2 separate regions of the Homo sapiens genome follow, and region 2 is linked to region 1. A link is a contact called in ENCODE Hi-C data. All regions are on one chromosome and are shown on one strand. Each heading gives the region's core, a stretch centred on a gene start or an enhancer-like site at or near the end of the contact. The rest is flanking DNA. Distances are from core to core; before and after follow the strand shown. Region 1 holds the start of RSL24D1 (ribosomal L24 domain containing 1). Region 2 holds the start of VPS13C-DT (VPS13C divergent transcript).

Region 1 (5,464 bases), core at 723-3,222:
GCCATGATCACACATCTGCACTCCAGCCTGGGCAATAGACAGTGAGACCCTGTCTCAAAAAAAAAAAAAAAAAAAAAGGCTAGATAAGAGGCTATAAAAGTGGTAAGAGCCTAATCTGAACTAGGACAGGAAAGTAGAAAGAAGGCAAAGACACCACTATCTTTGCAGAGGCAGGATAGGTAAGACTTGATAACTAGATACAAAAGGTGAAAAGATTCAGACGACTCTCATGTTTCTAGCAAAACTATCCGGGCACTTAAGAGTGGTATTAATTCACAGAGCAAAAAGATCTGAGGTACTAAGGAATTCTCTTTCAGTAGGCCCACTGTACCTACTGTTAGGTACATCCAATGGAAAATTCAGATTTGGAGCTCAGGAGATTTAGGTTTGGAAATCAAGCATAAAAAAAGATGAGATACTTGTTCTTTGTTAGTGCTTCAGGCCCTCTATCTTTTATTTCCTCCAACAACTCTCTTCTGGATCCACTGGTGACTCCCAACCAACTCAACACTGTCCTTATTCTTCATCAACTTAACTTCCACTGTGTCTACCAAATCAATACCCAGGTCTTGACAGTTCTCACGATCTGTTGTTCTAATTCCAATATCCAGCCGACAAGCATCCTGGACGAAAATCACAAAATCGTAACGACATCATGTATAAAACCATACTGCCTACTCTGAATTAGACCCCAACCTGGCAATCTTTTGGTTCATTTTTATAAACTTCTTATCATGTTCCTGAGAGCAAGTATTCAAAATCTTCTAGGTTCTTTTACGTTATCAAACATGGCTTTGGTCCGTCACTTTCAGCTGAATCCCTTGGATCTAATTAATGAGGTCAATATCTTTGATCTGTTACAGAGATATAAGGTGAAGAAGTCAGACTTGTAATTATTTAGCACGTCAAATTCACCTTAATATACAGATTCTTAGACCCTCTTCCCCTCCCCCAAAGATTCCAACTCAATAGATCTGGTGAAAACCAGGAATCTGTAAACGCCCAGTAATTCAGAAGCAAACGTAAGAGATCAAATTCTGAGAAACAATGTGTTTCTCTGAGAAAGAGAGGAACGGGATTCATTCTGTAATGACAGGACAAATTCATGTACCATTCAAAACGTCTTTCACAACTAGGACTCATATTTATTATTTACGTTTACAGACTTATTATACTTGTAGCCCTACGCCCAAGGCTCTATCATCATTTACAATCCAGTCACTTCCTCAAACAAATGTATTTGCTCCGTTCTCTGCCTTTTCTCAAAATGTTCACTTTCCTTCCACTTAGAAGGCCCCCTCCGCTTTCTTCCGCAAAATTCAGGATCCAAGATAAATATCACCTCTATGCTGAGTCTTTCCGTACAGGACCCTCCCCAACTCACCTGCAGTAACTTAATACATAACTCTACCATTAAGCAATACGGAACACTTCCATCAACCTCTACACTTTAGTATGGACCTTAGTGTAATGCCTGACAGGGTATACACTCAACAAAGTTTACTGGATTCAAGAATTTGGCCCAAGTACATGAGTGGCCAAACAGCCCTCACAGACATCCAAGATTCCTGGTAGGCGCTAGCTGGGATCGCTCCTGAAGTTCCTCGCTGCCAACGCCACCCAAGGGTGGCGTGGTGGCCAGCGCCGCTCGGAAGACGGGCAAGGAGAAACCCCCGAAGCGGAACGTTGAGAACGGAGGCCCAGTTAAGCCACCCTCCCAGGGGAACAACGGGAGGAACCCGGGCCAAACACGGCAGACGCAGAAGCACCCAGCACCGAGCCGCCGCGCCCAGGAACCGCGGGAGCTAGGCTGAAGCAAGAACTGGTGTCGACCGCCTTACCTTGCAATCGTTGCGGACGAACATCATGCCGTGTCCAGGATAGATGGGCCCCGAACAGAAATAACACTTTTCGATACGCATGTTGAACCCGCGTGTAACCCCACCAAACAAACGCCAAGCTTGAGAGGAAGTGATGCAACCCCGTCACCGGAAGTTACCTTCTTCCCCCTTCCCCGACCGGAAAAAGGCAAGCGTCCTTCGTTCTCGCGGGTCTGTTAGACCAGATGCGAACACGACTGTGCCTCCGGCGGCCGTGTGGTCAAATGCGCTGCCGTTTGACGCAGGCGCAGAGCTGCAGACTAGACCTGTTCGCTGTTACTTTGGGGAAATGTGGTTCTGCGCCACCTTGTGAACTTGCTCTCACAGCGCCTAGTTTTTTCTCTCTGTGTGTCGGCATTTATGCAAGTATTATGTATCTTTGGTTTGTGCTTTGCCTCGGAGTGCTCTCGAGAGCACTCTCTTAACTCATTTGTCTACTGCCTGCCCTAGACCAGCCCTCGATTCTCGTCCCACAGTGATTTGCAGGGTGTAAGCGGCGAAGACCCTGCAATCCAGCGTTGCTTCGAACATTGCAATGAAAACGGTTGAGTTGCTGATGCTCCAAGGACTTTACCAGCAATTTTTTTAAATATAAAATCGTGTTATCCGCCTCCCCCCCATTTTAATTAATATGCATATGTAGTAAACAAATATTTTCGCCGGAAACTACGACTCCCTCCCTAGACCTGCGGTCTTCCTCCCCAGGGGCAAAACAGTTCCATTTATTACCTGCCAGAGCTTTTCTGTGCATAGGCAAACATGTATATTTGTGTGTTTGCCTGTCTCTACGTCCTCTTCTTTATAATACTAGTTAATATGCTATTTACTCTTTTCTGCATCTTGCTGTTACCTTGTATCCCTTCATTGGAATGTGAGCTCCATGAGGGGCAGGGATTTCAGTTCGTTTGGTTTACAACTACATCCCAGTATCTAGAACAGTCCCTGGCACATAATAGGCATTTGATACATATTTTACTGTAAAAGGGTATTTAACATTCTTTTTCATATATATATGCCATTGTATGAAAGTATTTTAATTGGTCACTAATCGATGGGCATTCTTATCTTTTGATATAATAAGTATCTGTTGGTACGCTTTTTCAGGAGAGGGTTTATGTAGAACTGCTGGATCAGAGGAGCTGGATATAGATAAATAGTTTTAAAATTTGGCAGATAATACTAAATTGCCTTCCAAAAGTTTTTACCAATTAACACTCAGCATCAACAAATAAGATGTCTGTTTCACTACCCCGCTGTGAAAAGTGATCTTTGCCAACCTGAGATGAAAATTTATCTTATTATTATTTCAACTTGAATTTAATTACAAATGATGTTAAGAATCTTTCACAATGTTTTTCAGCTTTTTTCTGTGAATTGCCTGTTCAGGTCCTACGCAGTTTTCTATTCTTTCGTTGATTTTCAACAGCACTTTACACGTTAAGGTTAGTCCTTTGCTGACATGCATTTAGAAATTATTTCCCTATCAATGTTTTAAGCTTTGCTCATGGTATTTTTCCATGCAGAAATATGTTGTTTATATATTCAGATTTATCCAATTTTTTTATGATTTTGGATTTGGTACTTTCCTTTAAACTGCACTTCTCACTCCAAAATTGTTTTTCAAAATGTTTTCTCTTATGTTTTGTAGTTTCATTTTTTTGCATTTGAATTTTCAACTCGTCTGGAATTTAAGTATAAATGACATAAGACTCCAGTGTCTTTCCCTCAGTGCTGTATGTTGATAAAGCATCCTTTCCCCCACTCACTCATAATGTCACATCTATGGCTCCATTTCTGGACTCAGTTCCATCGTTTTATTTGTTAATGTGCCACTGCCCAAATATTTAAATTATTGTCATTTTTTGAATAACTGGGTTTACCTCCTCTCCCTTTCTATTAGTTTTCATGCTGCTGATAAAGACATACCCTAGACTAGGCAATTTATACAGGAAAGAGGTTTAATGGACTCTTTATGGCTGGGGACACCTCACAATCACAGCAGAAGCCGAGGAGGAGCAAGTCAGGTCTTACATGGATGGCAGCAGGCAAAGAGAATGAAAACCAAATGAAAGGCGAAACCCCTTTAAAATAATCAGATCTCGTGAGACTTATGCACTATCATGAGAACAGTGTAGGGGAAACTGGCCCCATGATTCAATTATCTCCCACCAAGTCCCTCCCACAACACATAGGAATTATGGGAGCTATAATTCAAGATGAGATTTGGGTGGGGACACAGCCAAACCATATCACCCTTCCTTCCTTGTCCTTCTTATTCATTTTTTATCTGGCTATTCTTCAACATTTATCTTTTCATTTTAACTCTAGAATCAGTTTGTATAGTTATAATCTTCAAATACACACATTTTTCCTTTTATTGGATACTTTTTCTTGTCTAGTCATTCGACCAGTAATTCCAGAGTAATGTTAAATAACAAAGGCACATACCAGAAATTTTAGTAATAAACATCTGCCCAATACTTTATTGTCAACCAAGAGACTGAAAATTATTTTACTTTTCTTTACTCTTCCTCTCCTATCCTCCTCAACAATTATGGAAGAGCCTCACCAATCTTTGCAAACTTTACACAGTTCCTTCCCAACTCTGTTTGTTCCTACTACTTCACCAAGAAATTTTATACCCTTCCCATATACATGAACACCCAGGTTTACCCTCTTACCTTTGATGTCAGAGGCCACATCATTTATCTGTGTTCTTAATTTCATACCTTAAGGCTTCATCTGAGACTTTGTTCCCTTCAGTCCATGAACATATTCAGTGCTTCACTTTAGAATGAGTGTGTGTATAGCCAGCCTTAGAAATTGTTTTTTTCTTTCCATCTATTTTAATGGAATACAAGATTGAACTGAAATCTTGGAAATATGATTCCATTTATCCTTCTTAGGATTTATGATTCCTAAATCTAAGGGTATGTGTCTTTTATCATTACTGGAAAATTCTCAGCTATTATCTTTTCATATAGTGCCTCTTCCTTCAGTTTCTCTAATTTCTCCTCATAGAATTCCTACTAGATATAAGTTGGAGCTTTTTTTCTTCCCTCTGTGTCTTTTAACCCCTCCAGGACTTTCTCCTTATCTCTGTCTGCTGAATTATGGGTAATTTCCTCTGACCTGCCTTCTAGAATTTCCTCTTCAACTCTGTCAAACCTGTCATTTAACCTCTAACCATTAAGTTTTGAATATCAATGGCTGTATTTTTCACTGTTGGAAGTTTTTGTTTTTTTGTTTTTTTTTTAATTCAAACCAGTCTGTTATCTTTAATATTGTCTTCTTTTCTGGATTTTTTAGTTCCTTTCATGTTTGTGATTATCTTAAACACTTTGACTTTATGGTCTGCTTCTGATAAGTATATTATTTGAGGTTCTTAAATGCCAAATCCTGCTGGCTGTTTGGTCTGCTGGCCCTTGCTAATGACTGGAGGTAAGAATGAAGAAGAAATAGATTGTAATTTTTCATTGTAATCTCATCCATAGTAGGGTGTTTTTTGGCCTGTGCAGAAATTCCATCTGTAAACATTTTTGCTTTGCTTCCACCAAGTAATCCAGAACAAATCCCTTCTTTAA
Region 2 (5,464 bases), core at 1,335-3,834, 6.9 Mb after region 1:
TAAAAGAGAGTAACATTTGATGGCAATGGAACCTCTGACTATATCCATACGTTTTATCTTTTTAAAAAGAAAATGTCTAAAGTAAATATGGCATAATATTATAACATTGAAATATGAGTAATTACATGAAAGTATTATATCATCCAGTATGATTTAAACTTTTCAGAATTTAAAAATATTTTTTCTATAAAGTTTAAATTAAGATGAAGAAACTAAGGCCCAATAAGGTAAGTGGCTTGTCCAACACAGCACACCATTCACTAGGCCTATTCAGATTTCAGATTTGCTACTCCGGTGCGTTTTCAAGTTTCAAATGTTTACAAACTATAAGGAATCACTGGAAAGAATATTGCCAGTATTCTGAAGAAATACTTGATTTCTGCAGAAGATGCTGGTCATTTAATTCCTTAAATGTGTCTTTCTTTACTTACCTTTCCTTTACATTGTATTGAGTGTGGTGGGGGGATGTAAACAAAGAATGTACAGTAGGCCCTCCATATTCACGGACTGAACTAACTGCAGACCAAAAATATTTCGGGGGGAAAAAATAAAAAGTATCAATTCAGCAATAAAAAAATGCAAATTAAAAAACAACAGAACAACTATTTACATAGCACTTACTTATTGGGTATTATAAGCAATCCAGAGATGACCAAAAGTATACAGAAGGATATGCATAGGGTACATACAAATACTAGGCCATTTTATTTAAGGGACTTGAGCAACCTCCAATTTTGGTATGGTCAGGGGTACTGAAGCCAATCCCCCATAGATACCAAGGGACTATTGTATTGTTGGGCAAACCACAGTGAACCAATCAAATGATCAGCCACCTATTAAAAACAGGCTCTTGCCAGGCACTATAGCTCACACCTGTAATCCTAGCACTTTGGGAGGCTGAGGCAGGAGGATCACTTCAGCCCAGGAGTTGGAGGCTGCAATGAGCTACGATCTTGCCACTGCACTCCAGCCTTGGCAACAGAGCAAGTCCTTGTCTCAAAAAGACAAGCCAAAAAAAAAAAACAACAACAACAACAACCAGGCTCTTCCGTAATTCAGGGTATAAACAGCATTGCCCAATATATGTTCCATATACGTAATTATAAATTTTAGAAGCCAAGTTTAAAAAGAAAAAAAGTAAAACTAAAAAACACGGGAAATACACTTTAATATTATATTTAATTTAACCCAATATATTCAAATATTATTTCAACACATAAGCAACATAAAAATTATTGAGGTATTATTTTTTTCTCCTACTTCATTAGGAGTAATGCTTATTCAAAACGATGTTTTAATTCATACAGCAAGTCTCAATTAGCACTAACCTCATATCAAGTGCTCCACAGCTACAGTGGCTAGTGGTTACCCTAGTGGACAGGGGAAGTCTATAGCTATTTGTTGTTGCTTGAATTAAAAGCAGATCCATACATTTGAGTCGTTTTTTGAATTTTCCTCCAAAGCTGACAAAGTTCCCAAACCTTTTGTGGAGTGAGAAAGTCCCAAAGTCCTCAAAGCTTAACACGTAATTCATGCAAACGATTAAGCTCGTTGAAGAGTGTATGTTTAAGTACACTATTTCCTGAATACTTTTATACACTTAATCTCCAGGATAAAAACGTTGGCATAAATTCCTGAGCATGCAACCAAGCAGACACCTAATTAATGACGATGCTGGTCGAGGCTTGAATTTCTCTCTATTGCTCCAAAACAAAATTCAAAATCCTCTTCGTATTGACGGAAAAGTAAATATTAAAGGAAGAAATCATTTTCACAGGAGCTGAAAGCATTAAGAGTAAGAATCCCTAAGCACACGCCTATCTTAAAGATCTCCTGCCCGTTCCTCTCCAAACCCGGTAATCCTAAAGAGAAGGAACCCAGTTCTTGCTCCCTGTAAAATGATAGTGAAGATAACTGCGAGATGCAACTTCCTCCTTTTTTCTTAGTGCCACTTCGAGCGTATATGACCAGACAACCATGCTCACTCCACGCGATACCGAAACAGAAAGGGCTCTGTTTTTATGCTGTAGGGCCAAAGGGGCCACCCTGAGTGCAGCGAGAGGACCACAGAAACGGGCAGGGCGGGGACAGCAGGGCCAGGGCTTGGCCTCGGGGGACGAGAAAGGTGGGAACTTTGGCAGCGCGGGCGGGATCCCGCCGCATCTCCCCAGCCGGAGTCGGGACTGGGACCCCGAGAATCCGCGGGCGGCAGAGGCTCCCGCATCTAGCACCTGCCGCACCGGGATGGGGAGTCTCAGGCGGCGCAGGGAGCAGGGCCCGGGCAGAATCCCGGACGGAGCAGCCCTCGGCTGGGCCCTCAGCGCCCGCAGCCCACTGGCCGCGCCCTCTCGCTTACCGCCCCAGATGCCCAGCTTCAGCTGGGACTTGTTCAGGTTCTCCACATAGTCCCCCAGGAAGCGGTTCAGCAAGTCCGCGACCACCGACTCCAGCACCATGGTGGCGCTGAGGCACAAGGAGAGGGAGGAGCCGGAACCGCCCGGCGCAGCTGAGGGCTGCGACCAGCGCTGCAAATGACAGCCCCTCCGGCGCAGGCCCACCCCCGCGCCGCGCGCGTGACCCCGCCGGTGCGCAGGCGCGCTGTCGCCCGGCCGGTAGCTAAGGAGGCCCAGCTGTGATCCCGAGGCTTTGTAGGCGCCGCAGCCCTGGCCCTCTAGAGGCCGACGGAGGAGTGCGGGGGAAGTTAGCTTGCGCCTGTCTCGTCAGCCGTGCACGAGAAAAAAAAGGACCTTCGAGAAGAACAAGGGAGGGCAAGAGTTACCGAGTACAGGGACATCTATGTGGCCGCTCTGCTTTCCCGCCGTCACCTGCTGTTGAACTCCGGCCGCATCGCGGTGTCCGGAGCCGCCTGGCCTGGAGTATGCGCTGAGCGTCACCTAGGCAACCACCCCTGCACCTGTGGATCAGGTGGGGGAAAGGGACCGACCGCGTTCTTGTCCTGCTAGAGTTCGACTCCGCCTGGGGCTTGGTCTCTGCTTCTTGAAAACATTGTTTTTTTATTTTGTTTCTGTTTTGTTTTGTTTTGAGACAGGGTCTCGCTCTGTTGCCAAGGGTAGAATGCAGTGTCGGGATCATAGCTCACTACAGACTTGACATCCTGGACTCAAGAGATCCTCCTGTGTCAGCCTCCCGAGTAGCTGGGACCACTGGCGCGCGACAAATAATTTGAAAGTGGGAGGAGGGGAACAGAACCACATCAAATGGCAGATATCATAGAATGAGAACTGAATATACGCGTTTTGTGGGAAACGCGTTCTTTTCCCCTTTCTCTAAGATTCGCTTTTAATTCACTAGCCACTAACCAGTTACCTATCTCATTACAGATATAAAAAACAAAACGTAGTAGTGCCTTTTTAAGTATGAGTTACTTGTTATTTATATATCACTTTCTTCCATGCTATCGTTGAACTGTCTTTGATGTAGCACGACCTTAAAAGCAGAGCTTTTATACCACAAGATCTTTCAACCCTTGTGAAATTTAACCACCCATTGAGATTCACCTCTTTAGAGAACTAGAAATTTTTTCCTAAAATATATTTCAAAAAGTTGTTGAGATACAGTACACAGGAAGAAACCTAAGAAATGCTGATTATTTGTAGTCACAAGCATTAATAAGTGCTTTGCTACGAGGAAGTGTCTGAGAAACTATTCGTGTATTTTTCTTAAACAACCTAGGCTTGCACAGGATCACAAAGAAAAATCTTAAATTCAAAGTCCGCTGGAGAAGAAAGAAAATCAAAATGGCTACAATTGGTGTTGTGTATTAAATAAAATTAAAAGTACAAAGAAAGACCCAGTCAGTACTAACTAGTACTATCAAGATCACATTCCTCTCCCACTTTTGCACACTCCATTCCTCTTTAAGAAGATAAATCCTTAACCGTCTGTTTTTCCTAGCTGGTCACAAAGACAAAATACTAGTAAGTACTTTGGATTTCTTCACCATCCACAACCAAATAACAGCCTAACCTGTCTATTTTGCTTTTGCCATCTTTCCTAAATTCTCCATGTTTTTCTTCTGGACCATGCCATCCATCTCCTTGAAATTCACTTCCTAGCCTCCAGTTATTCCTTCCTCCAGTCTATTCTCATGAACACCGGATGTGTTTTCCCAAAGCACAGGTGAGCTTAGGTTAGTCACCTGCTCAAAAACATCCAATAACTTCCCAGTGTTTAGAACACTCTCTTCAAACTTTCTCCACGTTCTTTCTAGTCATACACTCTAACAATCCCGCTTCCTTTTTACATTCACACTGACTATGCTCCAAGAGGAATGTAAAGAAGCAATATATGTTCTGGTTGAGATAAGGCATGTACCATAAAAAGTTAAGAAAGAAGCCAATCCAAGGATGTATGAATAACAGTATAAGATGATAGGAAAGATGGCACAGGCAACATAGCTTGGTCAAGCAGGTGGAGCAATAGGCACAATCTCTTGGGAGAAGTGAGTAACACTAATGCTTTGTCTAATAAAGTAATTCCTTACAGTTCTATGGTATAACTTGGTAATTTTGAAAGAATAATGTGTAAATGTGCTTTCATATGCATCATTCAATTTTATTATGTTTCAGTTATACTTTGTAAGGCCTCATGTCATTATTATGCGAAGGTAGGCATTTTTGTGTACTCCTCACAAAAGAGCTGTGAGGTAGCTAATGCAGGTAGTAGTATGGTCCTCATTTTACAGAAAAATTAAGCTCGGGAATGTTAAGTGACTTACCCAAAGTCACACAGCAGATATTAATTTCCTTTGATTCTCTGAGCACTGCCACCCTTTTCTCTTCTGGTAATTATACAATTTAATCAACACTGGGCTATTAGTCATTTTCAGAGATCTTACTTTGAAAGGTTCATGACAGAAAAAATAAATCTCAGAGTGGAAAATTTGGCTCTACATTTTTGGTACAAAAAAATGCTATTATCATGTAGTATAAAAAGCTTTAAATTTTACTATTTTCCATTTTCAGCATGTTTTAAGGGATTGATTATGTGCATTCAGTAATGCCCCAAATCTTCCATTATTTAACAAGTCAGAAATATACAGTCCCAATTTAAAACAAACTATAACCAATGTCAAGAAACACCATTAGCACCCTTATGTATGGCATTATATCAGAAATAATTTGGATAACAGAGGTTAAAGAAAATGAGCATTCTAATTAATTATAGTTCTTGCCTTCATTCTGGCTTAAGAACAATGAGAATGACAACAAAGGAAATTACAAAACTAAACTTCAATGAGGGACTAAACAATAAAAACAGATGAGCAAAGTATTTCTGTTAAAAACAAAAGTATAAGTTAGGGACACTTAAAAATTAACTCAAAAGTGTTTAAAAAAAAAAAAAAAACTTCACACTAACCACCACCCATACCCTATTCCCCAACCCTAGAGTTTTTGGAGAAAAGCAGAAGGAATTTGGGGGAAAGGAAATGGAGGAGAAAGCT

Evidence for each region. A loop is a pair of places that touch in the nucleus more often than their neighbours do. Pooled maps may share reads with other maps.
Region 2: a loop to region 1 is called in a pooled map, with 8 times the contacts of the local background. The contact joins the promoter of VPS13C-DT here to the promoter of RSL24D1 in region 1. A Hi-C loop is called at or near these places in 4 of 50 pooled maps.

What each region holds. Positions count from the first base shown.
Region 1 is chr15:55,194,969-55,200,432 of GRCh38, forward strand. It overlaps RSL24D1 (ribosomal L24 domain containing 1), which reads right to left and starts at 1,973. Exons shown (of 6, transcript NM_016304.3): 1 at 1,842-1,973. The coding sequence starts at 1,922. RefSeq lists enhancers at 1,093-1,984, 1,778-1,937.
Region 2 is chr15:62,057,919-62,063,382 of GRCh38, forward strand. It overlaps VPS13C-DT (VPS13C divergent transcript), which reads left to right and starts at 2,585. Exons shown (of 2, transcript NR_135690.1): 1 at 2,585-2,925; 2 at 3,050-4,516. VPS13C (vacuolar protein sorting 13 homolog C) reads right to left here and starts at 2,529. Exons shown (of 85, transcript NM_020821.3): 1 at 2,357-2,529. The coding sequence starts at 2,456. RefSeq lists a silencer at 2,391-2,740 and an enhancer at 2,791-2,840.